2 separate regions of the Homo sapiens genome follow, and region 1 is linked to region 2. Evidence: chromatin loops called from intact Hi-C (ENCODE). Cell type or tissue: Calu3. All regions are shown on one strand. Each heading gives the region's core, and the rest is flanking DNA. Links, peaks and the distances in the headings are about the cores only. Region 1 has its middle 33 kb from the start of MIR6715B. Region 2 overlaps ZDHHC6 (zDHHC palmitoyltransferase 6).

Evidence for each region. A loop is a pair of places that touch in the nucleus more often than their neighbours do. Peaks named below come from ENCODE experiments on the same cell type or tissue, not always from the same donor. Only the 100,000 strongest peaks of a DNase experiment are listed, where the experiment ranks them.
Region 1: a loop joins it to region 2, with 4 times the contacts of the local background. A loop is called at or near these places in 12 of 110 quality-filtered maps.

The regions. Positions count from the first base shown.
Region 1 is chr10:112,328,385-112,337,150 of GRCh38, forward strand. It overlaps the pseudogene GUCY2GP. Among named protein-coding and RNA genes, the nearest start is that of MIR6715B, 33 kb to the left of the region's middle. In Calu3, for the core only: no CTCF peak of the experiment used is centred there; DNase peaks (open chromatin) are centred at 4,247 and 7,637.
Region 2 is chr10:112,431,126-112,439,891 of GRCh38, forward strand. ZDHHC6 (zDHHC palmitoyltransferase 6) reads right to left here. Exons shown (of 11, transcript NM_022494.3): 6 at 7,211-7,264; 7 at 3,172-3,339; 8 at 2,115-2,156; 9 at 1,251-1,396; 10 at 1,115-1,161. Among named protein-coding and RNA genes, the nearest start is that of ZDHHC6, 11 kb to the right of the region's middle. In Calu3, for the core only: a CTCF peak has its summit at 4,083 (motif pointing left); no DNase peak of the experiment used is centred there.

The sequences.
Region 1 (8,766 bases), core at 152-8,151, 100 kb before region 2:
GTCCTCGGTAAGGTCTTCCTTTAAATGGAAAGCAGCCCGTCAGGCCTCTGAGCCAAAGCTCAGCCATTGTAACCCATGTGACCTGCACATGTATGTCCAGATGGCCTGCAGGAGCCAAGAAGTCTGGAGTAGCTGGAACACCACAAAGAAGTGAAACAGCCAGTTCCTGCCTTAACTAATTAACCCACCTTATGACATTCTACCATTATGACTTGTTCCTACCCTGCCCCAACTGATCAATTGACCCTGTGACTTTCTTCTTCTGGACAATGAGTCTTATGATCTCCCCACCATACACCTTGTGACCCCCTCCCCTGCTAACAATAGATAACCACCTCTAACTGTAACTTTCCACTGCCTACCCCAGTTCTATAAAGCTACCCCTCTCCTACCTCCCTTCACTGACTCTCTTTTTGGACTCAGCCCACTTGCATCCAAGTGAATAAACAGCCTTGTTGCTCACACAAAGCCTGTTTAGGTGGTCTTCTATACGGACACGTGTGATAGCCCCCAAATCATTTTCTTTTCTAACAAAGAGCAGCCTGTAAAATCAAGCTGCAGACATAGAAAGGCAGGCTAGAAGCTTGCATGGGTGAATGCCTGCAGTTGTGCTAATAGGAAAGGGGCTACCTAGGGACTAGACATGTTCAGATAGGGGCTCCATCGTCCCTTTTCTTTGTAAACCACACGTACGGTAAGCAGTAGGCAACATGGCGCCAGGCAGGCAAAGATTTCATTTGCATAATAGAAGATTAAGGTGGGGAAGCCAGCTTCATCGCTGGCTATGTAAATGTCACACCTGGTCCAACCAATCTTTGGGCCCTATGTAAATCAGACACTGCCTCCTCAAGCCAGTCTATAAAATCTGGTGCACTTCGCTGTGGGCCCCCTCTCTCTCATAAGAGAGGGAGCTATTCTCCTTTCTCTTTCTTTTGCTTATTAAAACTGTGCTCCTAAACCCATTTCTTGGGTGTCGTGAGTACTCAATTTCCTTGGCGTGATACCATGAACCTCGGGTATTCACCCCAGACAACAAGCAGCTTCACCAGCACAGGGGTGCATCTCTTCCTCCAGCAGTGCTGACAGGCCAAGTAACTATCCCACCTGAGCCAGAGCCCTGAGGCCAATATTGCATTAGAAATATGGGATAAGGGCCAGGCACGGTGGCTCATGCCTGTAATCCCAGCACTCTGGGAGGCCGAGGTGGGCGGATCAAGAGGTCAGGAGTTCAAGACTAGCCTGACCAACATGGTGAAACCCTGTCTCTACTAAAAATACAAAAATTAGCCTGGCATGGTGGCACGTGCCTGTAATCCCAGCTACTCAGGAGGCTGAGGCAGGAGAATCGCTTGAACCCAGGAGGTGGAGGTTGCAGTGAGCTGAGATCATGCCATTGCACTCCAGCCTGGGCGACAGAGTGAGACTCTGTCTCAAAAAAAAAAAAAAAAAAAATGGGATAGGGGCTGGGCGGCTCATGCCTATAATCCCAGCATTCTGGGAGGCTGAGGCAGGTGGATCACTCAAGGTCAGGAGTTCAAGACCAGCCTGCCCAACATGGTGAAACCCCATCTCCACTAAAAATATAAAAATTTGCTGGACGTGGTGGTGGGTGCCTGTAATTCCAGGTACTCTGGAGGCTGAGGCATGAGAATCAGAATCACTTGAACCCAGAAGGCAGAGGTTGCAGTGAGCCTAGATCCCGACACTGCACTCCAGCCTGGGCAAGAAAGTGAGGCTCCATCTCAAAAAATAAATAACAACAACAACAAAGAAATATGAGATAATACCGAAAACATCCAGGAGAATGGATACATGCCCCCACCCCTGCCCCAATCACTCTCCACCCCCTACCCCATGTTCCTTTATCAAAATGCCTTATTTGTTTTTAGATGGTAACATTGAATCACATTTTGAAACTGCCGCCCACTCAACTGGACCGGGAGGGGCCTGGCTGGGGCTGCCTCTGGGACTTCCCCAGGGAGGCTCCAATAGGCTAAGGTCCAAGCTTGAAATCAGGTGAGACCTGTGTCTGATCCAGAGTTCTCTGATTCCAGCAGGAGACCTCTCCATTCAACAGGAATGTCCCTGATACACACAAGGTTTTTTTCTGCTTTCCTCCTGCCTTTGCTAGTGCCATGCCTACCCCAAGTATGAGATATTTTACAGTCAACGATTTTATATTATAGGATTTTAACAGAGCTCCTTCCATTAGGGTGAAAATGACATGCTGAGGGGCGCTTGGAATTCTGGGTGTGCATTCCTCTCCAAGAGATGGCATGCATGTCTTTATTTTCTATCTTGATGGAAATGTATGATTTTTATGTATATTATCAGAGAGCAAATAGAGCTATGAAAGGATTTATTATTTACATGCCAGATTTTATGCACTTTTGGCAGCTCTGAGACAGGAATAACAGGAGTGGCTGCAGGAGAACAGAAAATTCCAGGCAGTTACACATGACTAGCAAAAAGGAACTGAAATAGCTGCATAAGCCATTATTTTCAGGGCTGACAAGACCCTGAAAAGAACAGGGTGTGGGCCAAGCCAGCTAAGACCAATTGGATCCAACATGGTGCTGGATTTGACCCAAGTTTCACCTGGGACCTTATTATAAGCTCATTAACATACTAGGTCACACACCCACCAGTGCCACAACAGTCCCAGGAACAGCCATATTTAATGTAAAAATGGGTAACATCACAGTTCCCAGAAATCTCCACCTTTTTCCAGGAATCCTCATGAATGTTCTACCCCTTGGTTAAAGAAACTCATGAAGGTAGAAGCCCCAAATTCCATTGCGTGACTCTCTCTCAAGTCTGCCCGCACTCCCCTTTCCTGAGTGTGTACTCTTCACTTTGCAGTAAATCTCCATACTTTCACTACTTTCTGATTTATCCTTGAATTCCTTCTCACAGTGGTGTTAAGAGCTTGCACACTGGCTGGGGTCAAGGTCCCACCAGCATTTGGGGACCTCCCCTAGCCCACCAGTATCAGTTCAATCATCTGTCTGTTAGCTACATTTCTTGCCCTACTGGAAATTCCTGGGTGGCAGACAGCACTCCTACCTCTGGGCCCTATATCTGTACTCTCTGGTACTTAGCAGGAAGGAAGCATCGCATGGAAGAGCAAACACAGCCTTTGGAGACAGACTGGCTACAAATCCCAATCTGCGTCTTACCAGCTGGGCAGATGACTTCACCTCACTAAGCCTCACTTTTTCCCTCTTGGAAATGGAGATCATGTTACTCCAATATTACTACTATTGGAGTTAAAAATGAATTAATAATGGAGTTAATTGCTAATTATTGAGATCACTGTCCAATAAAAACATAATACAAGCCACATGTGTATTTTTACATTTTTAGCAGCCATGTTATAAACCAAACAGGTGAAATGTATTTTATAATGTTTTATTTAACCCAATGTATTGAAAAATCTTATTTCAGCAAGTAATCAACATAAATATATTAGCAAGATATTTTATATTTTTTTTTTGCTAAGTCTACAAAATTCAGTACAAACTTTATAGCACATCTCAAATTGAACTAGCTACAATTGCAGTGCTCATTATCCACATGTGGCTGGTGGCTATCATATTTGGACAGTGCAGACTTGCCCCATAGGAGTGTTGGGGAAATTAAAACAAGAATATGTACTTCTTTTAGCACCAGTAATAGAATTATCTATGATCGTGATAATACTATTGCTACTACTAACAATCAACATTTACTGGACGCCTGTTACAGGGAAGGCATGGCACTAAGCATTTTGCATACATTAGTCCTCACACAACCCTATGAGTCAGGTACTGATGTTATCTTTACACACAGGAAAACTGAGGCCCAGGGTTGTTAAGGTCACCTGGCCAGTAAGTGGCAGTCAGGGTTCAAACTTCAACGACAACTTCTTTGCTGAATTGTCCTTCATCCTCTTAATCCATCAAGACTTCTCTTATTTAGACATGAAGGCCTATTTGTAACTCAAGAAGAGTATTATACTCTCCAAACTCCTTCCCAGGCTTGCCCAACTGGGTTGAACTTTTTGGGGACAGGACAATGAGGCTCATTCGTCTGTGCCTCCTACGCCCAGAATCGGGTCTGATCCAAATTAGGCGCTTGATCAATATATGTTTGTTGCCTTGAAATGTCTATGGCATCTCAGAGTCTCTCTGATACCTGATATAGAGGAGGTGCTGATCAAATAGACATAGAGAGACTTGTTTCCAAACTACAATCGCCCCCACGGAGCTTGGCCCAATGCCCAGACCCATGGCAAGGCTCTAAGAGTACAGTACATTTTCTGTTACTCGCAGTCCCCTTTCAAAGAACATTGGCAGAGTAATTAACCTCAAAGGGCCTACCTGTGCCTTGATCTAGCCTATTGTGTCATCAGTAGTGGCCCTACATGATCCCAGAATGTGCACACTCCATCTCAGGAGGTAATGATCCTTCCAAAGCAAAATGCCAAGCTGTCCTCTGTTTTCCTGGCACAGAGTAGAGGGTAGACTCAGTGAGCTAGAGTAGGTGATGACCACCAGGGAGCTCTTCCCCTTCAAAGTGCCATGCCCACCTGCCATAGCGTTTTTCCAGAGAAACCTTTGGGTTAATGCTTCTTGAAATCTGATGCCTACACTAAAAAGGTCAAATCTGTTAGTCATTCATGGCTTGGTGAGAACTTACTTACTAGCTTACTCTTCACTTCCAATATAAATGATGTTGGCTGTTTTGATGGGGGCAGGAGGCAGATAATTAGAGTCCAGAATACTTCTTTGTGCTCGGTGGGAAGAGAAGGAATAAGTGGGTGAAGGGAAGGAGAGAAGATCCCAGGGTAGGAAAAGATGCCAATGTCGCATCCTCCCAGTTTATAACCACTGCCACTTAAAGAATTTTATATGTACATCTCCAGACTATTTTTTTCCCTAGCTTTTAAGCCATCCAAAGCTGGAAACAAGTCCTTTCTTCCTACAAAAGTGACCAGAGTAGGATAGACTCTTAACAGATGCTCAATAAAATTTTAATGAAATAATAACAGTGGTGGTCCAGGGTTGCCCATGAAGACCCAATCACAGAGACGCTTCTGCCTATTGACCTTGCTTTATAACAATCTGCTGGCTTCCTGCTAAAGCCTAGGAAATCAAAGTCTCACAGAGATATGGGACTCAGCTCCCTAGAAACAAAAAGCAATAAAATCCTTGTTGAAGGAAAGCCGTTAGACTTCAATTGGGCCAGCCTCATTCATTCTACCTACGTGGAGGTCAAGGTCTAGAGAGGGGAAGTGGCCTGGCAAAATCACTCAATAAGTCAGTGGCCCATTAATCCAGGAGGGCACAGCTTGTGTTTCATCCTTTTTGCCCTCTCAACACCCAGATGAGTCTTCCCCACAGGAGTCTGTTGGTTGATTGATGGTTGGACTAATGACTAGCAGTGGACCACCACCCTTCACCGTGCTGCCCATGACTGAGAGGTTTCCTCACCGGACTGACTCCCAGGTCACTGGCTTTGTCGCTTCTGGTGGTAAAAGTATAGGCAGCAAGCTTAAGAAAGAACAGCTGGATTTAGCGCAGGTGGGAGACAGCAGCCTCAGGATGCTGGTCCACACTGACATGGCTCGCCCCACAGCGAATCTCCTCCCTCTCCTGCCCTCTCCATCCCTCATCACCAGCTTATACCTAGGGCATGGCCCTTCAAGACAGTGTCACCTTGGGCTTTGGATCCAGCTGCCACTTCTCAGTATTTCCACTGCCTTCCTGGCAACAGGCAGGAATTGGTCTCTCTCCAACTCCCTCTGAATTACACGCCCCCCCAGCCCCTAATTGGCTTCTAGTTGTGAGACTGACTTCTCCCTGTGGTAAAACACAAAAGCAAGCTCTAGTGCTTCCTACTGAGAGGCAGTATGGTACAGTGGTTAAGGGTATAGGACTTGAAAATGCCTGGGTTTGAATCCTAACTCTAGTATTTCATAGCCATGAGACTTCAGGAAGGTCATAGGAACTTTCTGTGCTTTGTGTTTTTTTAATCTGTAAAATAAAAGTAACAATAGATCTACCTTACATTCTTGTGAGAATTCAATAAATTAATATATACAAAGTACTGGAAAGTGCCTGGCCCAAAGTAGGCACTCTATATATTTTAGTGTTACTATTATTCCCTTCTTTGCAGCCACCATAGTCCCCTGTGCCAAAGCAAAGATTCTACCTCCTCAGATCAGAATCTATGGCCCAACTCTTAGGTCAGCAGCTATGTGGTTAATGTGGCATCCCCATTTCCTAGGGAAAGAAATCAGGGGCTGAAGAGCAGGGAAGAATATCAGGAATCACTTCCCCCAGTCCAATTTACAACCTAGTGATGAGATACCCTTTGAGATAGAAAGTTCTACCCTACAATGTAAATACTCTGCTCTTTTCTGATTGGGTAAACTTAGCATCCATTCCAACTTTAGCATAAAATACTTTCCTCTCTATATATTTATCTGTAATCAGGGAAGAAGAAAAGAAAAAATCAGATAGAAGTGATAGATTTTAGAGCTGGAATCACTCTGAAGAGGAGATCTGAAGAGGTCTAACATTTTCAAGAAAAATTACAGTTTATTTCAAGACACAGCAACTCAAAAACACTATCATATTCATTCTTTGGTAAGTTTGTGTTATACTTACATTGACTATGTCGTATGCAAATGAGAGTTTGAATATCCAATCCATTTCATGATCCGAGTTTCTCAAAACATCCTGAAAAACTCAGTAATTCAAAAGATTCCTAGTGACTCAACCTGAAGCACAGTGAGCTTTAACAATTGAACAGATTTGACTCTAATATAGCTTATATTTTTGGCCAGAACTAACGCAATGTGGGGCAGAAAACATTAAACCTAATAACTGGAAATCTTCCCAGGAGATACCATAACCTGACTCAATATTGAGAATGCATGCAGTCTCGAGTTTTACAAACACTTCCTTGTTCCTGACAGAAAGCTGTCGTCACATACCATAATAGGATGGGTCCAGGAACAACAGTTCAAGAGTAGCCATAACATCCTAAGAGAAGAAACCAAGCTCAGTTTTCCCCCAGAACAAAAGAAGCAGACATTTGGCTAATTTGATTCCCAGAAGGTAGCCTGACAAGATAGTTCAGGTCTTGCAACTAGAACAGAGAGGAACTGACCTTGGATGAATAGCAGAGGGCACTGAGAAACTTCTTTATTATCTACCACTAATCAAACCTAAGGAGCATTTTACTGTTTTGCTTATCTTAAGACTTCCTTTTTTGCAATACTGGGTGACAATGCAGATGTTAGGTGGTTCGGTGCAAATACCAAAGAAGGGAACAATGCTCTCGTGCCTTAATTCACCCATCTGGAAATAATCATGGTTACAATAGCTCATGTATAGAGTGTGTCTCTATGTCCAGGACCATGCTATGTGCTTTGCATATTTTCAGTCAATTCTTATAAAGACCTTGTTAGATAAGAACTGTTACAGATCCCATTTTACAAATAAGGGAACTGCCACTGAAAGGTAAGGTAAAGTAACACCTACAAGTGGCAGAGCTGGGAGGTAAACCCAGGAAGTCTGTCTGCAGCAAATAAATCAGAGGAACGATCAAAGTCTAACCTCACGCACGGTGATTAACTCAACCACGTCACAGTAAATGGACTCAGCCCTGCTTCCATGCTTATGGCTGTCAATGCCAATGTGGGGCCCACAACAGATCACAGAGAAGGAGCAGGAAGTCAGGCCCATGAAACTGACTCCCTCCAAGTACCAGGTTCAAGGCTGGTAGGTAGGCAAGCAGCCATCACAGACACAGAGGATGAAGAGCCAGAATCAAGGCCAGAAAGAATGATGGGGAAAAAAACAGAGGTAGGAATGATCCCAGGCTTCAGGTGCCTGGGAGAGGCTAGAGGTCTGAGATTCAAAGCCTGGGCTGTCGAGGGGAGGGAGAGATGGGTCACGTTAAGGGAAGCAGCCTCCCATCTCTGCTCCTTTGGAACCAGGGAGCTGGCAGAGGAGGGGCAGAGAGCATCACTGCTTTGTCTCTCCACTGACCCTGGGCAGGGGGCCTCACCAGCTGTATTTCCTGTAGCACAATCGGCTTCCTAACCCAGGCTTCTGCTTGGTCACCAACGTAACGGATGGCCACATGGTTTCCCTAGAATCAAAGAAAAAGTGGAATGTTCTTAACTCAGAATGAACCAGAAAAAGCTCCACTTAGGGCTAGGGAGGGGAGAAAAAAAGCTGGAAAGAAATGCACCTAGGAGCCAATCATCAAGCTCCTCACTGCCCAAATCAACCCCTTCGGTGGCCCTGTGCATGGCCAGGCACTGAGCTAGCTGCTTAACACTAAGATCTCCTTTAACTGGCATCACAGTCCTGTGAGGTAGGTATGATTGGCCCATTTCCAGATGGGATTGTTGAGGTTACGTAACTTGCCCAAGTTGCATATTTGTAGGTAGTACAGCGAGAACTTGAAAGTCTGACTCCAAGACTATACACTTTTTATTATATAATAATGTCCCATTATCATTCAGAGGAAATAGTGAGTTACAGTGATAAGCGTAGGTTTGGAGTCAGTTGCCTGATTCTAAGCCCAGTGCTACCACTTACTGCCTTAACAACCTTGAGTTGTTCTTAACTTCTCCAAGCCTTTATTTTCTCATCTGTAAAATGGGATTAAAAATAACACCAAACCTAAAATAAGTTTTTTTTTTTTTTTTTTAAAAACACCAATCTCATAACGTTTTCTGAGCATTAAATCAGTTAAAATACCACT
Region 2 (8,766 bases), core at 443-8,442:
GAATAGGGACTAATGTGGTTAAAGACAGCTCCTAACTAGAGTCAGGGGGAACTCGGTATGGGTGTTTACTTATATGTGTATGATCAGGAAAGGTGTTTTTGGCACACCATCACACTGTCTTTTCCAGGGAACTATCTTCTTGTAGTCTTTGTAAATTTCCTTTTTAGACTTTTTCTAACATATATATTTCTTTCTTTTTTTTTTTTGAGATGGAGTCTTGCTCTGTCACCTAGGCTGTAGTGCAGTGGCACGATCTCAGATTACTGCAACCTCTGCCTCCCGGGTTCAAGCAATTCTCCTGCCTCAGCCTCTGGAGCAGCTGGGATTACAGGCACACACCACCATGCCCGGCTAATTTTTGTATTTTTAGTAGAGATAGGGTTTCACCATGTTGGCCAGGCTGATCTTGAACTCCTGACCTCAGGTGATCCATCTGCCTTGGTCTCCCAAAGTCCTGGGATTACAGGCATGAGTCACCACACCTGGCCTAACATATACATTTCTATATCACGGCCGTCATAAGAGGTTAATTTATGATTAACCCCAACTATTTTTTAAAGAACATCCCGAGCTAATCTTTACTTTAAAAAGAAACAATTATAAAACTTAAGAAAAAAAAAAACACAAAGTTTCAATCTACTGGTTTTTATAACAACTTAAGAGAAATGCTCAAAGTGGGGGCAGCAAATAGTACAGGGGTTTGGTGCATAGAATCTGGAGTCAGACTGCTTGGGGTTAAGCCCTAGCTCCATCTGTTTTCAGTGCATAGCTATGGGCAAGTTGCCTCTCTGTGCTTCAGTTCCCTCAATCAAATATAAATAATAGTGCCTACCTCCGAAGTATTTTGGGGACTTCTACACCTTAAGGGTAGCACTTATACAAGTACTTTTCGCATAGTTATGAGCTCAAATGTTAGCTATCATTAAAAAGACCTGAAAAATACAAGAGCTATAGAGAAATATATAAGGAAGTTCCTTTTGTTGCTTAGTGATATACCCTTCTATGCAGTTCCCCTAATGCATTAGGCATGATTGGTTTATAAAAGTTATTCTTGTAAAATTTGGAATTATTGCTAATAGTCTTGTCCTTTAAACATGCCCTTCCATTTCCATACCTTCTATAAAGGAATCATCAAGAATTTTGTCTCCATATAACCAGTATCTGAAATATTTAAAAGATGAAAATTAATTTTTTAGGCTAGATATTAATTTTGTCCTTGAAGAAGAAATGCAGTACTTCCTATTACTTACCGTAAACCTCTTGTGGCTAAAATGAATTCCCCTTTTTGCAGCTGTATTCGAGGCTCTTCGGTGCAGGGACTTGTGAAGAAGGTTTTGATTCCTTTATTCAGAGGGCAGCAGGCACCACTATAATCTTCTATTACTTTATAGCGAACCTGTCGTCAGTGATCAGAAGAAACCTTTAAATATTCACCCATGATATCTGAGTTTTAAGTCTGAATTTCAAATTTTAAAGCAAGATCCAAAATATCCAGTGACAAGCCTTCTAGTTCCCCTTCTAGGGGAACCTCCCAGTTCCCCATCCACCTAGTTCCCTGGGAGGCAACTAATGTTTCTAGTTCTCAAGGCTTTTCTTACTCCTCTTTTCAAGCCCATAGCTAAGAATTAGAGTTAGAGCAGGGCTAAGAACATTCTGCCATGATGGAAATGTTCTGTATGTGTAGTATCCAATGCAGCAGCACTTGACACATGTAGCTACTGAGTGAGCACTTACAATGTAGTGAATGCAAACAAGAAACTGAATTTTTAAATTGATTTAATTTTAACAAATTTAAATAAAACAGCCACATGTGGCTGGTGGCCATCATATCCAACAACATAGTTGTAAGGATAGGTTTCACATTAAGGAGCTGTATTGAGGATAATTATTTTCCTATGTTGGCAATATAAATGGACTAAATTCCTCCCAACCTCTAGTCCCAATTATTTAAATAAAAACAAAAGTTAACTGCATCAAATTTCAACAAATGTATTAAGGAATACTATTTAATAAAGGCCAACAATTGGTTTCTAGTCAGTCAATTAAAAAAACTGTATGGAAGTACAGAGCCTAACAAAAGAAAAAAAAATTACCACTGCAAAAGAAGTACTTACACTTCTGACTCTCTTATCTGCTTTTTGTTTCAACTGTTCTATCTGTTTGGAAGAAATAAAAAGAAAAAAATGAAGTCTCTTGTCTCAATGTTGAAAAATCGCCTTTCCTCATCAACTGTCAGAGTGATATGGCAAAACCCCAATTTTCCAGCATTTCAAGTTGCTGATAATTTAAAGGCCACAGGTTGTTTTAGCATGGAAAAAAAGGCCCTATGCTAAGAACCAGAGGCTGAGAGTGAGGTTTTCTTCTCGCTATTCACTCTCTAATGTCCTCATCTGTGTATATTCCTAGAGTGCTTACTGTGGCCCAGGGATCAGGGAGTATATTCTCCGCCCTCATGAAGCTTCTCAGGTGAAAACACTGAGATTCACTGATTCTGTAGAGACATGGCAGACAAACTACAAATGAATAATGAAGAACATTTAATAATGAAGTTGAATGAATAAAAGTCATCATAACTTAATTTGACATAGCTACTATTAAATAGCACTATATTAGATATAATAGGAGAAATAAAGATAACTCATGATCTCTGTCCTAGAATCTTATGAAGTTACAGATATAAGATAGCAGAATTAAATAAAAATATGAGACTTCATGAGCTACCATAGAGTAGTATGTGATTAAATGTCACATTCAGATGAGTCTATGGGGGTAGGTTAGACTTTATGGAAGAGGTAAGACTGGAACGAGTCTTAATAATTTTAGATAGAGTGGAGGTCATATAAGATGGAAAAAATTGTGGGCAAAGTTGGGTGACAGGAATGTATAAGGAATTCATATGCTACTGTAAGTTGGAAGGTAATTTTTGGCCAGATTTCATAAAACTATGTTAAGGGATCAGGACTTTATCTCACAGGTATAGAGAATTAAGGAGATATTGAAATAAAGGGAGATACATGATACAAGGAGTGCTTTAGAATTATTAGATTCATTTTGACATAGTGAAAACATTCATATTACTTATTTTACTACAAAATGTCACTTGAGTTGAGGGGGAGTTAAGGGAAAGAAGGCGAGGCAAAAAGGAAGGGCTATTTGAACAAAAATACTCACTGTTAAGCTGTATTGGTGACAGCCTTCTCTTACTGGCCACTCAAGTCCATCTCCTTCAGGGACCCCTGACCACGTAAATACCTGTTTAAAGTTCCTCCATCTACTTCCCATATCATATGGAAAAACAAAGACTTCATCTAGTTGATAATACTGAATTCGATCTTTAGCCTGTGGGTAACAAAGATATAAGATGGCAGGTGCCTCTGTCTAAGTGGCCTGCAGTAATATGTTATTGAGAACACTTATTTCTCAAGTTTCTAACATTCATAAAAATACTTCCTCCTTGCTGTAATATTAGTGTACATGGAAGCAATAGACAACTTCATCACAATATAGGAAGAACTTGATATAGAACACCAGCCTTGTATGTGATTACCTAGGAAATATCTGACAGGGTTTCTTTAGGAATAAGCACTCATAAAGGCTTATTAAAAGTTAGCTAACTTTATCTCATACATAAAAAGTCCTCAATGCTCCTAGTTGTTCAGCAATACAAAACAATTCAGGTATATAGAAGGGATGCAGATAAACAGATTCAGGAGAAAGGTAAAGGTTTATTCAGGATGGAACCGTTTTATTCAAGATAGAACTGTTTTGTGGGGTGCACCAGAATGTAACAGTTGTATCAGAGGGTAACAGTTATATCCTGGGTGGCAGTGATGCCCATGGGAATGACCAGGAAAGGTGTAACAGGAGAGCTGTTTTATGAAAAACATTTTTTAAAGCTAGCAGATATATACAGGAGATCTTCTTTCTTTTTTTATACTATCACACATGTACACATAACTCATTTATATATGCATTTATATGTACATGTTATGCATGTACATAACTATTCAGCTTGCATATATTCCAGGCATTTAAACTGTTAGCTTTAACTTGAGGAAATAAATTGGCTTTGGATTTCTTAAGTTCCACTGACACCTAGTGGTACAAAGATACATTATTTATTTTAACAATAAGTATACAAATCCCTTCAAATTTGTTGTATATAGTGTCTGGTAATTTCTATACATTTCCTATAAATTTAATATGGTCATTTGTTTGAATTTTTTACTCAGCAATAAAGTGCCCGTTCTGAAATAATTTCTAGTCTATGGCCATACCATTCAGCATACTCAATCTCATCTGAGGTAATTTCTAAATGTAGCATGGCGGTTTATAAGCAGCCTTGGTCATCCACAAAAACAAACAAAAAAATGTTAATCTAATGTCAATATATTTATTATGCTTATTAGAAATGATACTTTGAAATATTTGATTATCAGGGGACAATGTTTTATGGAAAATGTTGCAATTATTTGTTGAGTGATATTAAAGTTAACTATTTACTAAAATAATTATTAAGCTATAATGCATATGAATCTATTAAGTTATATAAATCCATCCTCCCCAGAAAGTAAAGAATAATTTCATTTTCTTTTTTATAAACACAGCTTCAGAGTCTTCAAAATGGACTGAATTTCAAAGAAAAGAGTTCTAGGCTATTTACAAAGAAAAACTGGTAAATATAAGAGAATTTATAAAATGACTAAGACATGTCTTTGCCTAACAGAAACACTCAATGAAGTTAGGATTCTATCAATATTGTGTGTTAAAAGGTGATGAAGGGGTGTGGTAGATGCTATGGGAAAAGGGAACAAAGGAAACAAAAAGTACTTAGCCAAGTCTAGGGAGTATCCAGGAAGGGTCCTTGGGAGAAACAATACCTTAACTAAGTCTTGAGAAGCAAGAAATCAGGCAAAAAGAGAGGGAAGAGCATTCTAGGCAGAGGGAACAACATGTGCAAGGATACAGAAGCATAAGATGTACAAACTATGAGTAATTTAGTATCAAGTGTGAGACAGGGTAGAGAAGGGTAGGAAATTAGGCTGGAGAAGTAGATAAAAAGAAGTCCGCCAGGTGCAGTGGCTCACGCCTGTAATCCCAGCACTTTGGGAGGCCAAGGCGGGTGGATTACTTGAGGTGAGGAGTTTGAGACCAGCCTGGCCAACATGGTGAAAGCCTGTCTCTACTAAAAATACAAAACTTAGCTGGGCATGGTGGCATACACCTTGTAATCCCAGCTACTTGGGAGGCTAAGGCAGGAGAATCACTTGAACCCAGGAAGTGGAGGTTGCAGCGAGCCAAGATTGTGCCACTGCACTCCAGCCTGGGCAACAGAGCGAGACTCCGTCGCCAGAAAACAAAAAAAGAAGTCATAAAAGGTCTTACTTATGTAGAAGCTAAGAAGCTCAGACTTCAACCTGTACATCAGTGGTTCTCAAAGCATGCTTTATAGATCACTTTGAGTATTCAGGACTTTTTCTTGCTGGTCAGCAAGGCCAAGCTATTTTCATAATAATACTGAAATGTTATTTGTCTTTTTGTTGCATTGACATTTGCAATGGTGAATAAAACTGTTGGCATCTTAGCAAAAACCAAGGCAGTGGCACCAAACTGTGTTGGTAGTCATTATGAGCAATTCCATGTAAGAATGTCCTTGATGAAGCAGTAAAAATTGTTTTTAAATATTAAATCTCAACTCTCAAGGAGATGTCCTTTATTTTTAACAGTCTGTGTGACAAAATGAGAAGTATACATAAAGCGTGCCCAAGTAGAATGATCATCTCAAGGAAAATAGTTGTTAAGCTGTAAGCTAACAAAAGCTGTAGAGCCAGCTTTTTTAATGTAACACTATTCTTATTTGAAAGAATGAGTAATATAGCAAACTAAGGTTATTCAGACTTCAGGACTTGGTGAACATTTTCTCAAAAACGAACAGTCAGGCAGTCACTTCAAGGGAAATGACTGACAGTATGGGTTAATAGTAAAAAATTAAGGCTTTCAAATGTATACTAGAATTACAAAAAAAAAAACCTTGTATCTACCACTGTGAGCCTGACAGCTTTCCAATACTTAAGGATTTTTTCTCATAAAAATGATATATTGATATACGTGAATGCAATTTTGGGATATTGTATAATGAAAGGTGTTTAACGTTTGCAAAATCTACATAACACAGTAAACTAGTATTTGCCAAATGACCGATGCCTGATGTTACATAAAACCACATACTGGTAAAAGATTAATTCAAAGAGCAAGATAGACTGATGAGTTTTAAAATAAAAAGGTATAAAAATCTTATTGATAAGAAATATCACTTGTCAAGTTTTCAATGTAATACGGAAGAACATCCACTATTATCATGTAAAAGGCCTATTAAAATATTCTATCCTTTTCTACCTACTTATCTGTGTGAGGCTAGATCTTCACATACTTCAATCGAAGCAACATATCTCAACAGACTGAATGCAGAAGTGAGAATCCAACCATCTTCTCTTAAGTCAAAGATACTAAAGAGATTTGTAAAGATATAAAACGATGCTATTCTTCTCCCTATTTTGTAATTTGGAAATTGTGAATATTCCCCTGTGGCAACAATCAGCTTGGTCTGCCAGGCAATTCTTTGGTATACAGGCTTGCTCCCCTTCATGGACGTTATCTGCCCAGACCCTGCAGGTATTTGGGTTTCAACCCCTGCCACAGGAATGGTGAGGCTCTGAGAAGTTTTAAACACAGAGCAGGGTAGTCAGATTTGTGTTTCATGCTAGAATCACAATGGACAGTATGAAGTATTGGACATTGTGAGGTCTGTGACAAGCAAAATGTTAGGAGCTTCATTGAATGTCTAAAACACTGAGAAAAACCTGATGGCAGTTTGGTAGGGTGGAAGCTCCTTTCCAAATGGGCTGCTTTCTCCTCTAGTCTAAGAGACAACAAACAGATGGTTTGACGTGTGGCTTAGGCCTCTGCGACCACTCAGGGTGTATGAGAAGCACCTTTCTGTGGGAGTTACAGAATGAACAAAAATGTTTCCTATATTCACCTTTTATGTGGCATGCAAATGACTTACGGTAGCCATTTGGCAGCCATGTTTTCACTTTTAGGCACTTTTCGTTAATCCGGTCTAATAACAGACTTTATTAATATTCAGGACTTTACCAGTCCTTTATTAATATACTTTTTTAATATTGAAGAAACAATTATTAAAATTTACCTTCTCTTCAATCCATGACTCAATAGAAGTTTTGTTTCTGAGAATTATTTTCATCTGGAAATTAAATGATAGTAAAATTTAATAATGCGACCTTGGTTCCTTTAAGATTATCATATTCATAATTCTCTGAGATAGCTTTTATTACTCCATTCCATAGACAAAGATACCAAGGATAACAGAGGTTAAGTACCACAATTACCATGTCATCCGTCTGACTCCAAAGTCCTTGTTCTTAACTACTGCACCACGGTACCTCTCCGTAACAATGATTACACCCATCCATAATCAAATCTGAATCTAGTATGTTAATCAAACTTTATGTCATAAGTACTATTTTCAGAGCAAGGTTTAATAAAACATTGATATAATCCATTTAATCAGTGCTTACTTATAATTTGCTATTAAAATCTTTTATCACTATTTTTAACTAACTTTAAATTTACGATTAATCTATTTATGAGAAGTAACAGTGACTCATTTCAGTCAACCTCAATATTTCACTTGCCTTAAAAATAATGAATGTATTCAGTCTTTATTCTATTATTTGATTTTCCTAGATATGACTGATTCCACATATATAGGCTTTTATATTATAGGATCTTAGTTTATTTCTAATATGATTCTAAATTAGAGGCATTGGGGAAAATTTTTCAAAGAATTTGGTCCCAGGCTAGTAGACGATAATAAAGTATAAACAAAACCAGATTATTTTAAAACCAAGAGTTCCCTTAAAGTCTGGCTGTGCCTTCAGAGAGACAGTGTAGTATGTTAGAAACAGCCTTGGTGGAGGCTGCAATAAGCCGAGATCGTGCCATTGCACTCCAGCCTGGGCCAACAGAGCCAGGCTCTGTCACAAACAAACAAACAAACAAACAACAATAAAAAAATAAACAGCCTTGGCCCAGGAGTCCTCATCATATTCCAAGGGCCTAGCATAATACCTGGCCCACAGTAGGCCTTCAATGAATGAATGAATGAATTACGTGAATGCAATAAGTCATAAGAATGGTTTTTGGGCCGGGCACAGTGGCTCACACCTGTAATCCCAGCACTTTGGGAGGCTGAGGTGGGTGGATCACAAGGTCAGGAGTTCAAGACCAGCCTGGCCAAGATGGTGAAACCCCGTCTCCACTAAAAACACAAAAATTAACCGGGTGTGGTGGCAGGTACCTGTAATCCCAGCTACTTGGCAGGCTGAGGCAGAGAACTGCTTAAACCCGGAAGGCGGAGGTTGCAGTGAGCTGAGTTCACGCCATTGTTCTCTAGCCTGGGTGACAGAGTGAGACTCCGTCTAAAAAAAAAAAAAAAAAAAAAAAAAAAAAAAAAAAAAAAAAGAATGAAAAAGAATGGTTTTTGGTCCCTTCAGAGCCAGGTCCTCCTCCTCTGTGTTCTCATAGCACTGTGCACATAAATCTATGATGTACATATGGCCCTGTATTAGTTAACTGTTTAATATTAACTGTCAGTTCCTAAGGGCAGCTACCTCTTCATTATCATTTATGCAGCCTTAGAAATTAGCAAAGTGATTCATCAGAGTAGGCTTTAAATAGCATCTT